2 separate regions of the Mus musculus genome follow, and region 2 is linked to region 1. The links are chromatin contacts, found by Hi-C or POLR2A ChIA-PET in ENCODE. All regions are on one chromosome and are shown on one strand. Each heading gives the region's core, a stretch centred on a gene start or an enhancer-like site at or near the end of the contact. The rest is flanking DNA. Distances are from core to core; before and after follow the strand shown.

Evidence for each region. Hi-C counts contacts between places; a loop is a spot of excess contacts on that map. ChIA-PET counts read pairs that join two places held with the same protein, here RNA polymerase II (POLR2A).
Region 2: a map of gastrocnemius shows a loop between it and region 1 (6-fold over the local background). The contact joins the promoter of Hmmr here to the promoter of Mat2b in region 1. A Hi-C loop is called at or near these places in 19 of 37 maps with a recorded cell type or tissue (T-helper 1 cell, T-helper 17 cell, T-helper 2 cell and 6 more). POLR2A ChIA-PET finds 5 or more read pairs at or near these places in 4 of 5 experiments (Patski and embryonic stem cell).

Annotation. Positions count from the first base shown.
Region 1 is chr11:40,689,109-40,694,346 of GRCm38, reverse strand. Mat2b (methionine adenosyltransferase II, beta) reads left to right here and starts at 1,665. Exons shown (of 7, transcript NM_134017.2): 1 at 1,665-1,869. The coding sequence starts at 1,807.
Region 2 is chr11:40,731,880-40,736,705 of GRCm38, reverse strand. It overlaps Hmmr (hyaluronan mediated motility receptor (RHAMM)), which reads left to right and starts at 3,269. Exons shown (of 18, transcript NM_013552.2): 1 at 3,269-3,392. The coding sequence starts at 3,347. Nudcd2 (NudC domain containing 2) reads right to left here and starts at 3,045. Exons shown (of 4, transcript NM_026023.5): 1 at 2,552-3,045; 2 at 640-688; 3 at 62-213. The coding sequence starts at 2,740.

The sequences.
Region 1 (5,238 bases), core at 416-2,915:
TGCCTGACTTGTGTCAAACCGTACTCTTATATATAGGCAAGCAAACATTTTCTCACTCTCTTCACAAGGTTGCTCTGAGAATCACACTAATTGTGGAAAATTTTGAGTCTTCCTATTGAGTACATTTTATGATCCCCTCTAGGAAGCAAACTACACACACATCAACCAGAAACTTGAAATATTCTCACTTTTAATTAGGATGAGGGATCTTGGATTTGTCCCTCCCTCGGACTTCTAATTATTATTATAATTTAGTGTTGGGATAGCTAGCCCTTTTAATAACCATAAGACCCGGATTATAAAAAAAAAATTCGAAAAGTAGGGAGCCTTAGGCTGCCTTTGTTTGCTCTTCCAAAGAGTGAGGGAATAAATTCTTTAGTGGGGGGGGGTGGGGTGGGGGGGTGGGAGAAAAACTATCACCTGACTGAGGAAAACTTTTCCCAAGGGGCAGCTTAATCCTTAGTCTAAAAATAAACCAAAAGGATTCTGAAAATGAGGCCTTTGGGGGTAATTCAGGCAGTGGTCACGTTTTGGGGCGAGTTTTGAAATCCCTTATCGTGGGTGTCTGGATGGGAATAGATTGTTGGGTAGAGAGTGGGCGGAGAAAAAGTGTGCCCGGGCTTTTTTTCAGGGTAAATTTCACTGGCTTGCCTGTTGCTGTGCTTCGGAGCTTGTAACCTGCAGGTTACAGTTGAGAGCTGAGTCAGACCCTGCGAGCTGTTGTTTCTGATTAACTTTTGAACAACCACACAGGGCTGGAAGGAGCGCCTGGCATTCCGCCCTTCCTTGGCTCCCTCATTTTAAGTCTTAGCAGCTCCTCCTTGGCTTGGCTCCAGCAGCCCCGGGCGTCGTCGTCCCCTAAGTGAAGCCTCCAAAGGGCAGCCAGGACGCCTGTTAAATCTACTTAAAAGTTGACTGGGCTTGTTAGCACAGTTGAGTTTCTCCTGTGGTTCTGCGGGGGGGGAAATACGAAGAACCTGCCTTTTAGAAAGTAACATTCTCTCCCACACCTTTTTATTTTTAATTAGCTAAAAATAAACAGTTTTCAAACTTCACAGCATTTTTTTTTTAGCATTCCAGAAAAACATAGCTTTCAGGGATGTTAATGACTCTGAGCACAGTCCTATTTTTATTCTTTCTTCTTGCCTTAAAGGACGAACCGCACCTTGCCTAGGTTGGTTGTTCACTCCTGTAACCCTTTGATGCCTTTGGACAAGGAAACTAGAGAGGATCAGAAATTGCAGGTCTTTCTCTGAGCCCAAGGCCAGCCTGAGGTTCGGACTGCCTAAAACCAACTCAGTCCAGCCTTAGCTCTGTGTTCACGGGACAACCCTTACCTTCTTGCCTCCTAACTTTACAGATGTTTTAGTCTATTTTCTATAATACATGCTTGGTTGACTCCTAGGCATTTCGCAGTCTGCAAACCTAGGCGAATCGATTCCTTACCCTTCACTAAGAAGGAATAAGTAGGAGAGATTTTAAAAAAACAAACAAAAAAGCCAACACTCTTAAACCCAAGGAAGCCTGCATCCATCGCTTGGCACCAGTGCCTGCGTTCTAACGCTCTATCTCCTTAAGAACTGGCACATGGGCTGACAGCGTCCCTTGAGGTTCCGCCCCTTTTTGAACGCGTGGCGAGAGGCGGCCAATCAACAGGCGCGGCCAGGGCGGCGGAAGCCGGAAGCGGCAGCCGGGGTCGGCCTGGGCCTAGGGGAGGAGGGCCAAGGGCGCGGGCGCTGCGGCCCCTGGCAGTGCTGCGCTAGTGGAGCTTGCGGTCGCGACTGAAGCGGCGCAAAGACTGCGGGCATGGTGGGCCGGGAGAAGGAGCTCTCCATCCACTTCGTCCCCGGCTGCTGCCAGCTGGTGGAGGTGAGCTTCGGGGCATGGAGCCGGGGTGGCGCCTTTGAGTTTGTTTACCTCTCTCCCTGTAGGGCTGCGCTCACGCCCGCTGCAGCCCGGGGAGCGCGGAGGTGGAGACTCCCGGTGCCTCCCGCCGCCTCCCGCGGGCTGGCTCCCGTTTCAGTAGTCATCATCTTTGTTTTGTGTTCCTGGATCTTTAAGGACAGGGGGAGAGTGACTTTCCATAAATGGCGGTGTCGGCGGGGTCAACTTGGTGAATTCATAGTTTGCACGGGGCGGGTTCCTTGAGGCACTTTTAAGGCTGTCAGGATTTCCGACTGTGCGGTGCTGTGAACGCTCAGGCTCCCTGGTAGGCAGACGGGCACCGCCTCGAGTTTATTCAGGAAGGTTTGAGCAGGAATTCCAGTGTTGGGCTTTTAGCTTCTACGTTTTCTGAACCGCTGTATTTTGCGTGGTGGAAGACTGCTGAAAGAAATTGCATGTCTGGTAAACTTCCCCCAGCATGTTTCCAAGTCTGGTCCACGGTCCCGTGTTTCAAGCCCGTTAAGTACTTACTGACCTACAGAATGTATCCAGCACAGTCGATGAACTAATGTGTCTTGCTGATATAAAAACGCCTAGGATGTGGCCAGTTTTTTTTTTTTTTTTAATGCAAACTTTTAATTTGGGGGAGGGTCCTGTGCTTGCTAGAGTTACTAGAGATAAGGGAGTCCCTATTGAGATGAGGGATTCTTGTTAAGAGTATACCGCCATAAGATTAGGCTATTATTAGGTGAACCTGTAGCGCCTTTTCTTAATTGGCGATTGACTTGGGAGGACGGAGCCCCTGGGCTGTTATAGTCCTGAGTTGTTTAGGAAAGCTGGCTGAGGAATTAAGCAGTTTTCACAAGGCCTGTGTGAGCTCCTGCCTCCAGGGTCTTGTCCTAACTTCCTTCAGGGGCGAACAGTGATGTGGAAATGGTAAGCTAAGTACCTCCTGCCAAACAATGCTTTGATGTTTTCACACAGCAATAGAAACCCAAACTAGAACTCAGTATGTGTTGTCCAGGCTGGCCTTGGACTCAGATGCTTCTGCCTCGAGGAGTGCTGGGATTGAAGATCTGAGCCACCACAACCAGTTGATAATGGGAAATTTTTACATTTGCGTGATGCACATTCAATATTATCTCCAAATGGCTGGGCCTTAGCCAAAGTTCGAATGTATTTGCAGTTCCAGACTGGTGACGGCATGTGACCAAAGGTGTGTGCGTATGAGCATGTATTCGTGTAGGCTTAATGCATTTCCCCAGTTCAGTAAAAGAAAAGTAGAGAGTGGTAAACTGAGTGTGCTAACTCATGTCTGTAATCTCAGTACTCAGGAAGTTTGTAGTGGTGAGGAGATGTGATTGCTTTTTAGGGTGGTTTTTTGTTTGTTTGTTTGTTTTTTCTTTCTGTTGTTGCATTTGTTTGTTTGTTTTAAACAGTCTCACTGTGTATTCATGGCTGTCCTCAAATCCCCGGAGATCTGCGTGGCTCCACCTCCAGTGGGCTGGGATTGATGATGCCACCACACCCAGCAACCTTTTTCATTAAAAAAAAAAATGGTACAGTAGCTGAGCGTGGCGGCTTATACTTCAGTCCCATCACTCTAAAAGCTGAGGCAGGAATGATTATCAGGCAAGCCAAGGTTACATAGTGAGACCCTGTTTCATAAAAGCAGATAACAGGCAGAAGGTGCAGACAGCTGGAATCTGCATGCTGGTGTTGCTCTCTCAACCTGTGCAACTGACATTCACTCTTGTTGCCAGCTGAGACTTGGCATAGTTAATGTTAGTGAGGCAGCCTGATACCAATTCCTGTTAAGAACACTGCCTGTGTGTACGTACAGGGAGTTGAGCTGTTCCCCTCTGAATTCCATTCCTATTAAGCAATCTAGATATCTTGTTTCTTAAATCCCAAGGGTGTCCAAGGATGTTAGAGAGGTAGAGAGTGAATGTGAAAACTTGAAAGTGTTGAAAGTGAATGTGAAACTTTCTGGTTGTTTTGTATTTGTTTTCCCAGACAGATCAGGGCTGGTCTTGAATTCATTGAGACCCTCCTGCATCAGATGATTTTTTTTTTCAATTATGCATGATTGCTAAGTGTATAGCCGTGTACCATGTGTCTGATACCTACTAGGGCCAATAGAAGGTGTCCATTCCAGTAGAGCTGGAGTTACAGGGAGGTGTGAGCTGCCCAGGATGGACTCTGAGGACCCAATGCCAGTCCTCTGCAAGAGCAACTTTTTTTTTTTTTTTTTTTTTTTTAGGTTTTTAAATGTTATGTGTGTGGGTGTTTGGCCTGTATGTTTGTTCACCACATGCATGCAGTACCCTTTGAGGTCCACAGAGGATGTTGGCTCCCCAAGGAACTGGAGTCACACATATTGTTGATACCTGCCGTGTAGGTGTTGGGACTCAAACCACGCTCTCCAGCCCCATCTGTTTTCCTTTATGGTGTTTTCCCAGACCTCTTCATGGTATTTGTTACATGTACAGTGTTGTGAATCTATACTAGACTTAGCATGCTTTGACCCCGTTTATTTCAGCTGTGTGTGTGGTGTGTGTGTGTGTGTGTGTGTGTGTACGTGTACAAGTATAGTTTTTGAGACAGGGTCTTGCCTAGTGGGCCGCACTGGCCTGGAATCCCCTCCGTAGAGCAGGCTATGCTCAGGCTGCTGGCACCCTCCTGTTCACTGAGGTCATCACTGCACCTGGTTTAGAGTTAAGCCTTTGGAGAGTTATTTTCTTGCCAAAGTTCGAAGAAAACATTTTGCCGGATCAAGTCTTCATTTTCATAAATTGCCTGGCTTAGAGCCAAGTGTTATAAAGGACACCACATGAAGTCTCATTAATGTTTTTTTAAAAATGTTTTGAAATTCATTGAATTAAAATCCTTAATAGATTTTTTTTTCTATGCTGCCCTCCCCCATCCCTGCCCTTTGGATTTCAGCTTTTGTTAAATGCTAGAAACAGCTGATTTGGGGGTCCTTAATTAAAGTATGTATGTTTACTAAATCATTTACCCGAAAATGTCTTTGGATATTGCCTGTATATATGTGTGTGTGCACACTTTTTTTTTCCAACTCAGAATTATGTGACTTTAACAGAAATAGGACCTTGTGATAAAATCTAATGAAAGTTTGAGCCCCAGAGCTCATGCTTTGGCTACAGGTGTGTGACTCTCTGCTGGCTGAAAACATTATTTTTAAAAAGGAAAAGTTGGCTTTACTTAAGAATTTGGCAGGAAAGTGTTACTCAATTTTTGGAACTTTGCCTTGAGTATACAAAAATCAAAATATTCTTTAAGCAGTAATTTTAAATTTTTACTGTGAACACAAATGTTTTTTCAGTTTTTTTT
Region 2 (4,826 bases), core at 2,020-4,519, 41 kb before region 1:
TATGACCCCCTGTGCGTTTGAATGGAGTATCTGTACACACTCACTCCCACATCTGACTTACTTCTTTCTGGAATCGCTCTAATGTAAGTTTTCTCTGCATTTGGTCTTGCACCCAGGGGTCAGCTGCATATTCAGACTCTAAAAGAGAAGTCCAACAGTTTGCTGCATCTCTCTTGGTTTTTGTCAGGACAATGCGGACCATTTTTCTGTCCTCTAAGATAAAAAGAAAGTAGTTACAGAGAAATTACAGTGCATCATTAAACATTGTACTTTCCAAAGGCTATTAGGTACTATTTTTTTTTTTTGTTTTTGTCTGTTTGCTTAAAGTTTATTTATTATTATATATAAGTACACTGTAACTGTCTTCAGACACACCAGAAGAGGGCATCAGATCTCATTACGGGTGGTTGTGAGCCACCATGTGGTTGCTGGGATCTGAACTCAGGACCTTCGGAAGAGTAGTCAGTGCTCTTAACCGCTGAGCCATCTCACCAGCCCCCTATTAGGTAGTTTTGATAGACAATTGCTCTCAACACGTTTTTCTCCATCTTTCACAGCTACAAAGACAAGACAATATAAAGGAGAAATGATACCATGATCCAATTTTTAAGTGTATGAATCATAACAGATTTCTCTTACCCAAAGTCCATGTTCCTTCATCAGCAATTGTAGAATCAAACAGTTTCCCCTGGAAAATCAATATAAGGTAATAGAATTACAGTATTTCATTAAGCTTTATAAATTCTCATCATTAAGATTTGGCTCATTCCAAGCTAAGGCACATCTTAGGCCAAGTTCCCCTACCTGTAGGTGCTCAACCTTGAACTTTCGCCTAATCAGAGTCCAGTTTACAAATCTGACAACTTTACCATGGAAGAAACACACAGGGACCACCACCACTACACAAAACAGGAGAAGACATACTACTCTTTATGATAGAACGCAACATTAACATATAAAACGCTTTACCAATTAATTAATATGAACAAGACAGGGACTCCTACTAAAACTAGAAAAAATGTCCTATTTTTTGTTTTCCTTCTTTTGTTTTGCATTTTTTAAGGGGGTGGGTGTTCCCTGTGTAGCCCTGGCTGCCCAGGAACTTGCTCTATAGACCAAGAGCCTCAAACTCACAGAAATCCTGTCTCTGCCTCCTGAATGCTAGTATTAAAGGTGTGTACAGCCACCACCTGGTGACTATGTTTTGTTTTCTTGAAGCAGAGTCTGTCAGTCCTCAGCCTGTTCATCTCAACCTCTTTCAAGGTCACATATCAGATATCCTACATACCAGATATTTAATGACAGATTCGTAAATGCAAAATTACACTTATGAAGTATCAAGGACACTGTTTTTATTGTTGGGGGCCACCACAGCATGAGGAACTTTTTTGTTTGTTTTTGAAGACAGGGTTTCTCTGTAAAGCCCTGGCTGTCCTGGAACTCATTTTGTAGACCAGGCTGGCCTCAAACTCAGAAATCCCCCTGCCTCTGCCTCCTGAGTGCTAGGATTAAAGGCGTGTGCCCACCACACCCGGCCATGAGGAACTTTATTAATGGAGCGAAGCATTAGGAAAGGCTGAAAACCACTGCTCTATGGAGTCATGGAGCTGGCTTAGTACATCTGGCTTGCTGGCCTAATTCGCTGAGCTGAGATCTACCTGCCTAAGGTTCCCAAATGCTGGGATTAAAAGCGTGCACCACAACACCTGCCTTAAAAGTGCTCTCTCTTTTAAACTCAATGTTATTAAAGCTAGTTCAATCTCTTTTGAGAAGCTGGCACTAGAAAAGGCCAGTTTCTTAAAAAGGTTCAAATCACATGTTGCAGAAATTGATATCCAATTAGCTGTTGACTAATTTTCCTTCTCCTGCCCAAGGTTACAAAACACAGTATCATGTCTCCGTTCACCACTACATTATACAGTCATCCTCCAACAGGCTATGCATCTAATCTAGGTGTAAAGTATAGCCTGATTGTTATGTGAGTCTTAATAAATTCTTAACCAAAAACGGGGAAATGTGACCAGATTAAAAATTTGGTGAAATTAGGTAACTTCACACACCTTTTCACTACGATGAAGATCAACATGCAAGAAACTTGTTATTTAGAAAACCAATCTGACATCTTGGAATCCTCATCCCATTACCCTAGCCTTGCTTGTAAGTGCCTGTATTAGCCTACACGTCATGAACAGAGTTCAGAATCCTTTTGTCTAGTCTCTGGGACTCCCATCGGTGCCCAGAAGACGCATATTCGTTCTTTTGACCTACTTAGCCTTCTGTCAGCAGGAACTCCGGAGGAAATAAAAGCACCCCAAACCTATTTTAGAAATAAAGTGGAGAACAAAATCTTTGAGTTCTACCCGCGCAAAATCTGCTCTGTGGGTGCAGTGCTCCGTGGAGACCCCTCGCCAGAACAATTTACCACTTCTTTCTACCAGCCAGGAACTAACCTTGCCACACCCAGCAGTCATCCCTCTGACACCGTGAATTTTAGGGCTCGGGGTGCGGGAAAGCCAGAAGAAGGAACTCGGGACAAGCCCTGGCTTGCTACCTTGAGGATCTCGCGGCCACCCACGGCCAGAGCCACGTGCCGACTCTGCAGGCCGCACTGGATGTCCTGCGCGCGAGTGCCGGGGGGCACCTGGACTTCAATGAACACCTCCTCCAGGGTCTGGTACCACTGTCCCCACGGAGTCCCGCAAGGAACCACCCCGCTGCGCTCCTCAAACGGGGCGGACATTCTGAAGACGCCACGCAGGCACACGGCTCCGGGAGAGCACTACACCGGCGGGACTAGGCTCTGGGCTTGCCCTCGGCGCCTTGGGGTCACTGCACATGCGCAAGAGTCCAAACTGGCGTGTCCGAGTGTGCAAAATTCTCCCTTTCAGAGCCCATTTAAGACACTCGTGAGCCCTGGTGAAATCGACCGAAGCCTAGAGATGTTGACATCCAAAGAACACTGACGCCGGAACAAAGGAGAAAAGTGCCTGCGATCTTTAAACCTGTGTGACGCCAAAATTCCGACGCGTCCACCGGCCTGTGAAGTGCGCTTGCGCGAACTGGGCTACCCAGTAAAACTGAGTAAAACCAGAAGTGATTGGATAGAGCTGTTTGCGGCGACGATCAGGAGCAGCCTCTTATTGGCTACTAGCTTAAACTTACAAACCTTCCGATTGGGCGGCGGTAGGAATCTAGTGCGCATGCTCTTTGGACCATGCAGGATTGGCCAGATAGGTTTAGGTTTTCTGATTGGCTGAGGGGGAAAGTTGAGGTAAATTTGAATTCAGGCGAGCTGACAGTTTGCTGGGGCGTTTGATTGCTGTCTCATCTGGACCCAGGCGTCAGAATGTCCTTTCCTAAGGCGCCCCTGAAGAGATTCAATGACCCTTCGGGTACGTACGGGTGGGGGAACAGGGTGGGAAGGGGATGTGCCCTCGTTTCCCAGTCATTCGAAAGCCAGGTTAGGGCTGGGGCGGTGTTTGTTTTTCTCCAAATTCACGCAGTAAACACCTGGTTAGCGCAGTGTGGGATGGTAGAGACGCGGCCCTACGTGAAATGAGGTCATCCCTGCACACAGCGAGTCTTCAAGCGTGAGATTCCAAAATATGCCATCAACACCATGGAGAAACCACAGCTGGTTGAAGGGGATTAGGAGTTGGCAGGCGCTACTTTTCTTTTTAAAAAGAAGTTACTCTCTTTAGAATTTTCTGCATTGACATTGCATTCAGATATAAAAGCATAAAGACTGAGAAATCTGTTCAGTAAAGACAGCTGCCCACGGATTCTTTTCCACTCGTGAAACAGTTCTTTGGAATTTCTTTTTTAATATTTTATTTTTTTAAGGTTGATTTATTAACATGAGTATACTGTAGCTGTCCTCACACACCAGAAGAGGGCCTCAGATCCCATAACAGATGGTTGTGAGCCACCATGTGGTTGCTGGGATTTGAACTCATGACCTTTGAAAGAGCAGTCAGTGCTCTTACCCACTGAGCCATCTCATGAAACAATTCTTAAGTAATGTTCAGCATTTTAACAATAGAATAGTGGAACTTGGTGTGTAGATGACAGAGTAAATTGAGTGTAGATGGTGATAGCATTTAAACAGTTAGAATAAAGTAATTTTTAATGTTTTCACCTGTAAGAAATAGACACTTCCAGACCTAGTGGCCTGAGCTACATAGACTGTCAGTAACTCACACCTACAACAAATTAATAGCATGTTGGAAGTAAATGAAAAATGAGACTGAAATCCACTCAATTTTATGAAACTAAATTGGCAGAAATGGAGTGGGAACCCAGACTTCCAAGGATATATGCTATGCTCTTAAGGGCTGTGGTTTATGCACAAGTAACTAGAGCCTTGGGTGTGAGGTGATAGATGCTAACTGTGCAGCTGTACTGTCGTAAGGTCTATATGTTATTCCTTTGAACAGCTAGACGAGAAAAGTACCAAAGTTGTACTCTTTACAAATGAGAACATTGAGAGAGTTTCTGACTATATTATGCAGCCAGCAAGTAAGTGATGGAGCGGAAGATGAAAGGCCGGTTTATATCCTCTGTAGCATGTACTGGTTAGTAGTCTCTATCTGGTTTCTATCAACGTTCCTCCATTCACAAGGTCAAGTGAGTGATCAGACACAGCCATCTCCATGGCCACACCATTTCCAGGGAACTCAGACAACTTAGGTTCTACAGAACAGGGTAGATGTTTTTGTTTTGAGACAAGGTCTCTTGTAGCACAGGCTAGCCTTGTACTCCTGCTGCCACCTCCCAAGTACTGAAACTTAAGAGACCTGCACAACACACATGGCTCAGCTGCTGTT